Linked DNA regions of Homo sapiens: region 1 is linked to region 2. Evidence: chromatin contacts called from ENCODE Hi-C or POLR2A ChIA-PET data. All regions are on one chromosome and are shown on one strand. Each heading gives the region's core, a stretch centred on a gene start or an enhancer-like site at or near the end of the contact. The rest is flanking DNA. Distances are from core to core; before and after follow the strand shown. Region 1 overlaps FGGY (FGGY carbohydrate kinase domain containing). Region 2 holds the start of LINC02777 (long intergenic non-protein coding RNA 2777).

What was found. Hi-C counts contacts between places; a loop is a spot of excess contacts on that map. ChIA-PET counts read pairs that join two places held with the same protein, here RNA polymerase II (POLR2A). Pooled maps may share reads with other maps.
Region 1: a pooled map shows a loop between it and region 2 (2.7-fold over the local background). The contact joins the enhancer-like site here to the promoter of LINC02777 in region 2. A Hi-C loop is called at or near these places in 2 of 168 maps with a recorded cell type or tissue (both gastrocnemius medialis) and 3 of 50 pooled maps. POLR2A ChIA-PET finds 5 or more read pairs at or near these places in 1 of 52 experiments (Caco-2).

Annotation. Positions count from the first base shown.
Region 1 is chr1:59,407,460-59,412,884 of GRCh38, reverse strand. All of the region lies in intron 5 of FGGY (FGGY carbohydrate kinase domain containing), which reads right to left. Among named protein-coding and RNA genes, the nearest start is that of FGGY, 110 kb to the right of the region's middle. Within about 2 kb of position 2,848, at least 2 of the 41 ENCODE cell types and tissues checked have a DNase peak (open chromatin) inside an H3K27ac peak, as active enhancers do; they include gastrocnemius medialis, where a contact is called at or near this core.
Region 2 is chr1:58,899,570-58,905,444 of GRCh38, reverse strand. It overlaps LINC02777 (long intergenic non-protein coding RNA 2777), which reads left to right and starts at 1,307. Exons shown (of 5, transcript NR_183656.1): 1 at 1,307-1,877. JUN-DT (JUN divergent transcript) reads right to left here. Exons shown (of 2, transcript NR_108106.1): 2 at 5,733-5,875. RefSeq lists silencers at 1,214-1,463, 1,524-1,913.

The DNA.
Region 1 (5,425 bases), core at 1,599-4,098, 510 kb before region 2:
GTCATTTCCTCAGAGTGTATGTGGTAACCATCCCAATGCCAGGCCCCACGTGGCCCACTCTCTGCCCTCTCCCTGTTGCATTTTCTTAAAAGCACTTATAATTCAGCTGAATTGGTTTTATTTAGTTATTTCTGCTCCCCCAAATACAATAACTTCTATAAGATCAAGATTTTTGTCTACCTGTACACAATGTCTCACACAGGGAAAGTCTCAATAAATAAGGTGTAAATGAATGAATGAATTGGAATAAATGAATGAAAATGTGATAGTGTGAAAGTTAAGAGATTATAGAGAAGGAGTTTAAACACTGCACATCTTTTCCTGGGTCCCCGAGACAGCAGACCCAAGGAAGAGGGTTCTACTGCATCAGGTAGTGCAATCTTAGGGAGAAGGAGAGGACTGATAGACAAAGGGAATAAAACAAATAATAAGGAGGGGGAGGCAAGATGAAGTTGTGGTATCAAGATGGCCCCACTAGAAGTGACTCGTTCTCTATCCCATAGGATCATCCTCAACCTCTCCACACCCCAAGCCACATGAACTGTATCTCAGAACCATCCACGATAGAGAGAAAGGAGGCATTAATTCTCTATCCAGGTTGTACATGTGTGGGAACAGAGTGAGATCCAGAGGTAGCAACCACAAGGAAACCCCATGGAACCTCGTGGGGTGCCCTATGGAAAAGCATGCAGCATGAGGTGAGGTACTGTCAGCTTATACTGTAGGAAGTTTTTCAGAGTCTATGCAAACTTGGTCACGGCAGCTGGAACAAGAGATGGTACAATTTCCCTTTACTGTCCTCCTGAGAAGATCTGATATGGGGCCAAGAGATGTCTGATATGCAGTAATAGAAGAATTAAAATATCTACTGCTTTAGCAATGACCTAAGTGACGGAAGTGTCAGTGCACTGGGGAGAGTGGAAATCATATTATAGTGCATGAAGGAGTGACTGAGAGGAATGGATGCAGAACAGCAAGAGGAGGCTTCTCTCAGGGTTGGAGCAAGTAAAGCACAAAGTGGTATCTTCTGGCACCAGAAAGCAAAAATGCCTTAAAAAAGATGGAGACATGTCAGAAAGATAGAAAAGCTAATTTGAAGGGATCCCCATTGGTTAAAAGGACTATTTGCAAAACAAAATAATGATACTAATGGATTATAATCCAGACAATAAAATAAGAATTTGTAAGTACATACTGATACAAATAAACAACTGAATGAATAAATAAGTGTGTGGCGAGGATAAAGCCACCTACAAAGCATTCCAGTTAATAAATATAGAAAGAATTATAATCATAGAAAAACACCATATGGAAAAACCACAGGAATAATTGTTTCAGGCAAGAATTTACAATAGTTGCTAAAATTAGTGGACAAAGGTATAAGAAGCATGATATTATACATAATCTCAAAGTATCTCCCTACAAGGTAATCATTAATTACAAATGGAAAAATAGTAACTTTACAGTGGATAAACTGGAAGACACAACCTTAACAAATTGGCCAAAGTTCACATCACCTGTGATACGATAAATCGGCATCATGTGCCTCCTGCTGTGATGCACTGTGAAAGGCACAACATCATTTCTGTAGCTTCCCTGCCAAAAACACATAATTTGAATTTAATATTGTGGAAACATCAGACCAACCCAAAGTGAGGGACATTCTACAAAATGCCTAACCAGACTCCAAAAACGTCATGGTCATGAAAGACAAAAAGAGTGAGGAACTATTCCAAAGACAAAGGAGATATGACTAGTAAATGTATTGTGTGATCCTAGATTCTGGTCCAGGAAATGAAACAGTATGACAACTGGCAAAACTAGCAAAAAGTCTGTAGACTGAGTAATAGTATTATGTGAATGTTAACTGGCTGATTTTGATAGTTATACAGTGATTATGTAAGATGTTGGTAGGAGAGAAAGAAAGAAGTTGGGATGGGAAGAGTGACACAGAAGGTTCCCATAGTAACTAAAATTAATCTAATGCTTCAATAGGTGATAGGTACATGGATACTCATTATATTATTCTTTTAACCTTATATATACATTACATTTATTTTGTATATATGAACACATTATAATATTTTTTAATGAGAAGATATTAAAATACAATAAAAACAAAAAGAACGTCACCATGGTCTTCTAGATTCAATTACCTGCCCGAGCCTCAGAGTCTGAGCCCTGTTCTCTGTTAGAATTGTAAAAGGCATACTGGCACCTAACTGAGACTTCCTCTTTCATGTAACCAGATGGTTGGTAGGACAAGTGAAAGGGAATTACTTTTTCACTATGGGCATCAATGTTCTTTAACACCCTATCCCTATACCATCATCAATAATCTTACAGACCAATTATAGTTCTCACATGTGCCCCCAGGGATACATGTCCCATATACTGAGTGGAAAGAACATAATTTTATTGTAAGAGGTCTTAGGTTCAAATCCTCACTCCTCCACTTACTAGTAGTGTGATGTGGGCAAGCAAGTGACTCAACCTTTCTGAGTGCTTTCTCAGATATAAATTTGAGAAAACTTCACAGAGTTGTCATAAGGTTAACCTAGAAGAACATGTGTAAAGACCAAGTACCGTGCCTAGTACACACAGATATTCACATATGGTAACAAGATCCATCATCATTGTTGTTACTATCTTTGTTTCTCAGAAAACTGAAACTAAGAAAGCAAGCCTACCTCTGCTTTAAATACCTATAATGCTAGAAATGAAATGAGATTGCAACAGAGCATGAAAGACAATACCTTTGCATTGATTGCCACATATCTACCATGTCTATTTCAAGTGGCCTCATACCAATGGCCTTCCTCTTAATAAGGACGGCTGGTGTAGTGGGCATGGCATAAGTTCTGGAATCAGACCTGGGCTCAAATCCTGGTGTCACCTACTGTGTCCTGTGTGATCTTGAGCAAATTACCTAACCCTCTGTATTGCAGGGATTTCCTGTCTAAAATGGAGGTAATACACCTTCTTCACATGGTTCCTATCAGAATGTGCACTACATAGATGCATATTGCATAAAACAATGCCTAACACATAATGGATACTCCATAAAACTTAGTTATTTCATTTAACTAAGATATTACCAGAAGGAAATTTCCAAAGAAGGGTCATGTAAACCAAGGAGGAAATGAAGCACATGATGAAATAGAAAGACAATCTACTAACTGATTAATCTGGTCTCAATGTAACCCTACTTAGGCCTTAAGTTTCTGTAACCTCCCAGAGCTTTAGTTGCCTTGTCTGTTTATATATATATATATATATATATATAAAAAACTCTTCCTTCACAGGCTTGCAATAAGGGTTAGTTGAGGTATGAAAGTCCTTTCAGTAGTGCTGGGGACACATTTGGAGAACAATGCACACAAGCTGGAACTCAGAGAAGCTGCATGGAAACTCCCGAAGCCTCCTTATGCCTCTTGCTCCCTTTCTCAACGGCTTGAATAATGGCTGAACATTCAAGGCTGAAGGTCTGGAAGCAGTTATCCCTTCAGTCTTTTCCTGTCTAAACCATCCACAGGCCAGGCCCCTGGGCCTCTCGCAGAGGAAATAAAAGTCCATATGAAAGGGACAAATGAAAGTGTCCTTATGCTTTCTAAAATCCACACTCCCCTCCAAGCTGCAGCACAACTTCTATCAATTTTTTTCTGAATTCTGCCTTCTAAAACCTTTGTTTAATCCTCCTAAGCAACCCAAGAAAAAAATCATAATTCTATGTGTATGTTAGCTTTCAGATACTTCCTAAAGCATAGATATAAATGTCATATCCTGACTTTGAAGGAAAAATCTAAGGACAAAAGAGGGATTAGAAATTGTGAGATGGGGGAGGATGGAGATTTGAAAAAGAACTTAGGTTAAGGTTACATGGATAAAAGTTAAATAAGAAAACAAAAGTCCAGTTAAGGCTGCCGTGGTTAAAGTTACAAATAAAAGCAAACACTTCATAGATCTCTAGTTCGCGAACCCAAGAAAGCTCTGTGGAAGCTCTCCTGAGCTTGAACAACAGGCTAATTTTCAAGCAGAAATCAAAGTGGTTGGGCCTCTGGACAAATAGCTTGAAAGCCCATGCATAAGCCTGGTCTCAGAGAGTTAAAAGGAATGCAGACTGCCCCAAAACACACCAGCCGTTTGTTTTTTCTGCCACCTTTCCAAGGGTCATGTCTGGAGTGAGGATAAACAGTTCTGGGGAAAAAAATGATGTGAAGTACAGACTTTAAGAAAATTAAACATTAGAAAAACATTTCTTAAAGAGTTATACATGTGCCTGCATATACATATATATTTAGAGAGACAGAATATTTATACATATACATGCGTGCACACATATGTGTGCCAAAATTATCCAAACTCTGTAGGTTTTCAGGTATGAATAAGAATAGCTAAGATAAGCCTTTGAAATGCTGTTATGTTTTTTAAGCAAGATCAAAAGTGTCTACAAAGGCATTCCAAAAACAGCAAAAGGTGTCTGAGCAACATTTCAGTTTTATTTAATAAGTAAAGATTAAGCTGAGTGCTTTTGGTTATTATTAACAGCATATTAATAGCATATTTTATTCTAGGTTGCTTAGAAATGTATTTGCAAAGTCCCAAATAGAAGACCTAGGAGAAAGAGAGAACTTACTGGGTGCCAGGAATTGTGCTATCTGCTATTTATGCAATGTCCCATTTTTCCAGCACAACAAACATAAATGGTATCAGGTTCTCAAGCCAACACAGCTTGCAGGTGGCAAAGCCCAATGCACTTGCCCCAGAATTCGAGTTTTTCTCCATCATGACACCACATGGCCTCCCAATGAAATGCTGAGAGTCAAGGCAATCTTTTCTAGTATTACTTATGAGAACAAAGAAATATTCCGTATTCCTGGGAAAACAAAATACCACAGCAAAGTAAAGAGTACCTTTCCTGTGATTTCCACTTTAGCAGAAAGCAGATGAGAAACCTTTTGGTCCAAGAGTTAAAACAAGATGATGAACAATTTACATGTAGTAGGCAATAAATATTTAATGCCACTTGGTACAGCGGTTCTTCAAAAATGTCTTCCAGCTCTGAAGGCCTTTCTGTTAATCCACACTTCAGGGGGTGCAGCCATGGCTTGAGGAAAATACATTTTTAATAAGGACTGTGCCAACACAGGGGGCTTAAAATGCTGTATAGCATTCCAGTTTTTAGAGCCCTCAGGGAATCTCACACTCTGGGGGAAAAGGGTCCTAATGTGAAGAAGTGAATGGAAAGAGGCCAGAAAAAATTATATCCTAGGGAAGGAGGCCCTGTTAGAGCCTGGTCAGGATAACTATCAGAATATTTTTTTTTCTCTCTCCCCGTGGATGAGCTAGTCAGGTTCAAGGGAATCATATTCCAGACAAATAAGCTCAGGACAAGAGGCACCGGCTGCTTTCCAAGCATTGATGG
Region 2 (5,875 bases), core at 58-2,557:
CATTCAAGACCTTCACGATTCCGTCTTCATTCAGTGAACATCTGATTACTTAGAGGTTCAAATTGCTTTCTATATCTTAACTCATTCAATCCTTATAGCAACCCCACAAGGCTGATCTTATTGTCAATCTCCATGTTGTAGATAAGGACAGTGAGGCTGAAAGGGGTTAAGTCACTTGGTTAAGGCTCACAACCAGTAGGTAGTAAAGCCAAGATCTGAAACTGGACAGTTGGGCTCCTAAGCCTGTGCCCTTAACCACAACACCATATTGACCCTTCAAGAGTGAAAAAGTATGTGGCGTCTGCCTTAGACAGGCATACTCCCCAGGTGGGAGACACAACCTGCAATAAGTGTGTGCAACCTCATACTATGGGCACCAAGAGAAGAAAGGAAGGAAGGATTAATTTTACAGGGGGAGGAGGGAGAGAATCAGGAAAGCTGCCTGGAGGAGGTGAGCTTTATCCAGTTTCCAGAGCTGACTCACTTTCCTCCAGGTTTCTCTGCAGATGGACGAGTCTTTGCTGAGGCAGGCAGGTAGAAAGGGACTGGAGCTTAAGGGATGCAGTCAAGGAAGTCAGTGAGAGAGGGAGGGCAGGACATTAGGCTTGAAGTGTGTGAGGTGGGCAAGTTAATGAACCTCCAAGAGCCTCAACTTTCTCATCTGCAGAATGGGGATGATAACACCCACCTTCTGAAGCTGTTTGAATATTAAATGAGATAACGTGTATATACTTCCCGACCCAGTATTATTCCTCTTTATTTACCTTTCATAAAACTATTTCACTCACTAAAAATAAATTTAATTGAGCATATTTTTGACACAGTAGCATTAATAATCTTGAGTGTCATTATCAGTCATTCATAATAACAATATAATGAATAATAATGTTAATTGCCATTGACAGCACTAAGTGCTTAAAATGTATGATCCGTATTTATCCAATCTAATCCTCAGAATGTATCTTAAAGATAGGTAAGGCGTCATTATCCCCATTTTACAGATGAGGATAATGAGGCTGAGAGAGATGGAGAAAGATATACAAAGGTCACCCAGCGAGGAAGCGGCAGGATGGGTATTCAGACCCAGGTCTGTTGGTCCCAGAAAAATGTCCCCCCACACAGAGGATGTCCCGTGTTTGCAGTTCATGTTGGTCTTGGCCACGTCCCTCCGCTCTTTCTCAGAAGGAAAACAAACATTCTAAGAGGTCTGCTAGGCCGAGGGAACGCGAACGCCAAAGAGAGGGAGGGAAGGGGCTGGCCGAGGCCGGAGGATGGGCCCAGACTGGGAGGGTGGAGCCGGCTCCTCGCCCCGAGCCCGACAGCCGCATAAAGCCTGCTGCTTTCACTGGCCCGGTGGGGGCCAGCAGGGTCAGGGCCCGCGGAAACCCTCAGCCTGGCGGGCCGGGAGGCCGCGGTGCTGCACTGGCTCGGCGCGCTCCCCGAGTGGCGCTCAGGCGGGGCGCGTTCATTTCATCTACAGACTGTCGGGAAGGCTTCCCGAACTCCTCCTCCCTGCCCGCCTTTGCGCAGGGCCGGACTCTTCGGAAACTGAAATCACGGGCCGCCCGGCCCCCACCAGTCCTCGTGGGATCCGGCCCGGGTTAACCTTCTATGGGGAGGCCCAGGAGGGCCGGGCGGAGCGCCGGGGCGGGCGTGCGCTGACGTGGCGAGCGGCTCCCTCCACCCGCTCCTCCCGCGGGCACTGCCGAGGCCCATGGGCGGGAAGCCGGGCGGCGGGCGGGACGTGGCCTCGGTCCCGGCCCTGCCCCGCCCCGCCGCCACTGAGACTCCCAGCGCCACCAACGTCGGAGTTGCAGTTTCTTTAGCTGTCATATGCAGACAAGTACTACCCACCTCGCCTTTGGAGTGAGCAGCATGTATGTACGGTACCTGACACCTAAGAAATGCTCAATGTATGGTCCCTACATGGTGTCACTGTGATTGTTGTCGTTGTGGTTACGCTGGGTTGGGCAGCTCGCCTTGTGAAATAATGAGCTCCCATTGCTGAGACCGTTCAGGCACAAGTTGAATGAGTTCGGGGGACAAAAAGAAATACGTTAGAACAGGAAGTCCCCCAAATTTGGCATCCCTCAATACCGATCTGGTGACTTCAGAATCACCTGGGAAGCTCAAACAGCACCTCAGACCAGGGATCGAAATCCCGGAAGGCAAGCTCGTCTAAAAGTACAGCTTCATGTGTAAACCACTGATCTAGGCCAATAGTCCCTGCACTTTTCATCTTCAAAGACCCTTCTGTGATTCCCTCCTGCCCCACTGACTGCACAGTGTAAAGTATGTTGTTGACCAAACTAGATTTAACTCACAATTAATTTACTCTCTAACTAAATTATTAATCAAAGCCCCAGAGTTCATTAAACAATTATTGAATACCTACTGTGTGCCAGGCACTGTGCTGGACACTGGTGGTCTGGCGGATAGACAAGGACTCTGTCCTCATGGACTTACCAGTCTGGGGAGGGAAAGCAGAAAATGAACAAGAATTCAAATACTGACACTGAAGCCAAGAGAATCCAGCTGAGCTGAAGGCACCCAATATTCCTACAATGAGCAGATATGGGTGTATCAAAAGCAAAAGCAAATAGAAGCCTGGCACGGTGGCTCACATCGGTAATCCCAACACTTTGGGAGGCCGAGGCAGGCAGATCGCTGCCTGCCTTAGAATATATTGTGATAGAGAAGAGTCCATGAGTTCAAGACCAGCCTGACCAACATGGTGAAACCCCATCTCTACTAAAAATACAAAAATTAGCCGAGCGTGGTGGCGCACTCCTGTAATCTCAGCTATTCAGGTGGCTGAGGCACAAGAATCCTTTGGACCCGGGAGCAGAGGTTTCAGTGAGCTAAGATCATGCCACTGCATTCCAGCCTGGGGGACAGAGTAAGATTCTGTCTCAAAAAAAAAAAATGGAACTGTATAATTCCCCTGAGAAAGGTGGGTGTACCCCTCAACACACAAGCACACATGCATATACCACAGCATTATTATTTTCATGGATCCCAAAAGGTCCAGGTCCTAGATGAAGAACATGTAAGGCCTCATGAAGAAAGTGCCTAAAGCCGGCATACAGGAAGACCCTGTAGACCAGATTCCTGCCTATGTGACCAGTTGCACTGCCTGCCTCACCTGTGAGGAACTACTAGCAGCTGCCCCCAAACACTCCAAGTAGAGTAGCTGAGAGGATGGGCTCTGAAGCTAGGCTGCCCAGGGCTGAATTCTAGCTCTATTCCTTACTAGCTGTGTGAGCAAAGGCAAGGTGCCTGTTCTCTATGTGCCTATGTTTCCTCTTCTATAAAGTGGTCTGAATAATACCTACTTCACAGAATTGACATGGGAATCAGAGAGATGGCACTTAAAACAGGTGGTAAGCACTCAATATGTGACCCCTTTTTTTTTTTTAACCTTTGATGCTCTCTCTCCCTGGAGTAACCCCTTTCCCCCTTTCTCTGCCTGGAGAGCATATCAGCCCAATGTCCCTTCCTTTCCAGAGGCCTCCTTGCTTTACTTCATCAAGTAATTTGATGCTTTTCCTCTATGTTCTTGTGGCTCTTTTTAGACACCTCTTAAGCACCCGTCATATTGCAGTCATTTGTCTTACTGTTGTGTAGGTGTTTGCCCTCTTCACTGGATTATGAGTTCTTAAAAAGCAAGGGCCAGATTTTATATATCTTTTCATCTCTAGGGACAAGACAGTCCCTGGAGTAAACAGTTGACACTATCTGTTGAATTAATGAGTGGACAGATGGATGATGGATAGATGAGTGAAGTGACTTGCCCAGGATCACAGAGTTTAAATCCAGGGTCTCTGTTTAATTTACGTTGGGAAAATTACTCTTCTGAGCCTCTGGTTTCCCATCTGGAAAACAGATTTGATAATAATGGCTCCTACATCTTGGCATGGGAGGGTTCAACAAAGTACACATAGGGAAGTATTCAAGAATATAAGCTCTAGAGTCAGATTGCATGGGTTCAAGTCCCAGCTCCACCACTTATGAGCTGTGTGATCTTTGATAAATTCTTAACCTTGCTATGCCTAGAGGAGGCAGAACACATTAATGAGCTGTTCAGAAAATTAAAAGACATACTCTCTGTGAAGTCCCCAGTGCCTGGCTCAGAGTAGGTATTCAGTAAGTAAATATTGGTTTCCTTCCCCCAACCCCCACCTTCTCCAGACCTGTAGGGTTTGGACTCTGAATACCCAAAACAGCTGTTCAAATGCCATGTTTTGTTCCTAGTGACTAATGTCCCTTAAGCCAAGGTTGGAAAGGCGACTCCAGAATTGAGCTTACACTTGGGTACTGAGTTAGATGAGGGGAATGTGGCTGAGTGGTTTATTTAATTAATAAGGAAACTTTTGAAAGGAGACAGTTTAAAATCAACAAACATAATACAAAATTGAAAGCAAGAGCTAACCCACAATTTCATATATGGGTTTCATATGTCATTGGAATATTTCTTTATGTAAAGCTATGAATAACAGGATCATCCAAACCCAAAATAATGTATTACAAACCATAAGAGCAGTGATCAGAATTGGTTTTGCAGCAAATTAGCCAGTTAATCAGTGTACAACATTGTAACAATTCTTGAATTTCCTTCTTCTCTATCACAATGTATTCTAATAAACTATTCAAAATTCTCCAATGGTCACATGTCAATTACTAAGCCAAAAAGTATGGAAGAAAAAGGGAAATATCTTTTTATGTTGGACCTAGTCTCCCATCACATGCCCACCCAGAACTCCCCAAATCTCCTTCTTACTCTGGGGTTTGGAAGAGGCTGAAATGTGGGTACTCAGGGCCCTGGAAGCTGGCAAGTATTTGGCAGTTCAGTTCAAAGAGGAAATCCGAGAGGGTAGGGGCCTCAGCGGGACCGAAGGGATGAGATGCACAGAGAGGGAGGGAGAAGGGCAGGAATCTTATTAGCAAAACTAGCTGCCTGCCAAGTAGGGCATGTGTCTGAATTTCTGAAGAAAAGAGAGGATAGTTGCTGTTAGTTTTAACTTCAGTCCTTCAAAACTTGGGTAAAAAGGCGAATTGTGCGTGTGTATAATACTCCACTCTCTATTTCCCAAATAAACTCTATCTGTATCTTCCATCTGAATCTTTCTTAACCTGACCCTTACTTATCCATACCTTGAGCTTTGTTGAAACCCTGTTCTAAGAACTCCTTCCTGATCTCTTCCGTTTGGGAATGAATCTCTACCTTCTTCTCTTACGTGCCCATGGTACTTTGTGTCCCCACTTTAAGACTGCTCACAGACTTACTTAATTATACGCCAGCCAACTTCCTTCATTCTTTTCCCCACTTACGTTCCTCTTTTTAAATAGCTTTATGGAGATATAATTGACATACAATAAACTGTGTGTATTTAAAGTGTACAATTAGATACGTGCAGACATGAGAAACTCTCAGTACCAGATAGTAAGCATGTCTACCACCCTAAAAGGTTCCTTGTGCTTCTCTGAATCCTTTCCTTCTGCCTCACTTCCCCAAACAACCATGGATCTGCTTTCTGTCACTGTAGATCAGCTTGCATTTTCTAGAGTTTTCTATAAATGGAATTATACAATATGTACTCTTCTTTCATTGGCTTCTTTCACTGTGCACAATTCTGTTGAGATTCATCCCTTCAACCTTCCCTCCTTATTGGATTGTGGACTTCGCCAGGCAGGAACGATGGCTCGCCCGGGGCATGGAGCTCAGTGATGGGCACAAAGCAAGACTCATGGAGGAGGATGTGTTTGGCAGCTCTGGATTTTGTGGGAGAATATATGTGGCTTTCAGGCTGGACTCGGTCACTTGTAGCTGCGTAGCCAGCAGTCAGTCAGTTACAATCGCAGCCTCAGCTTCCTC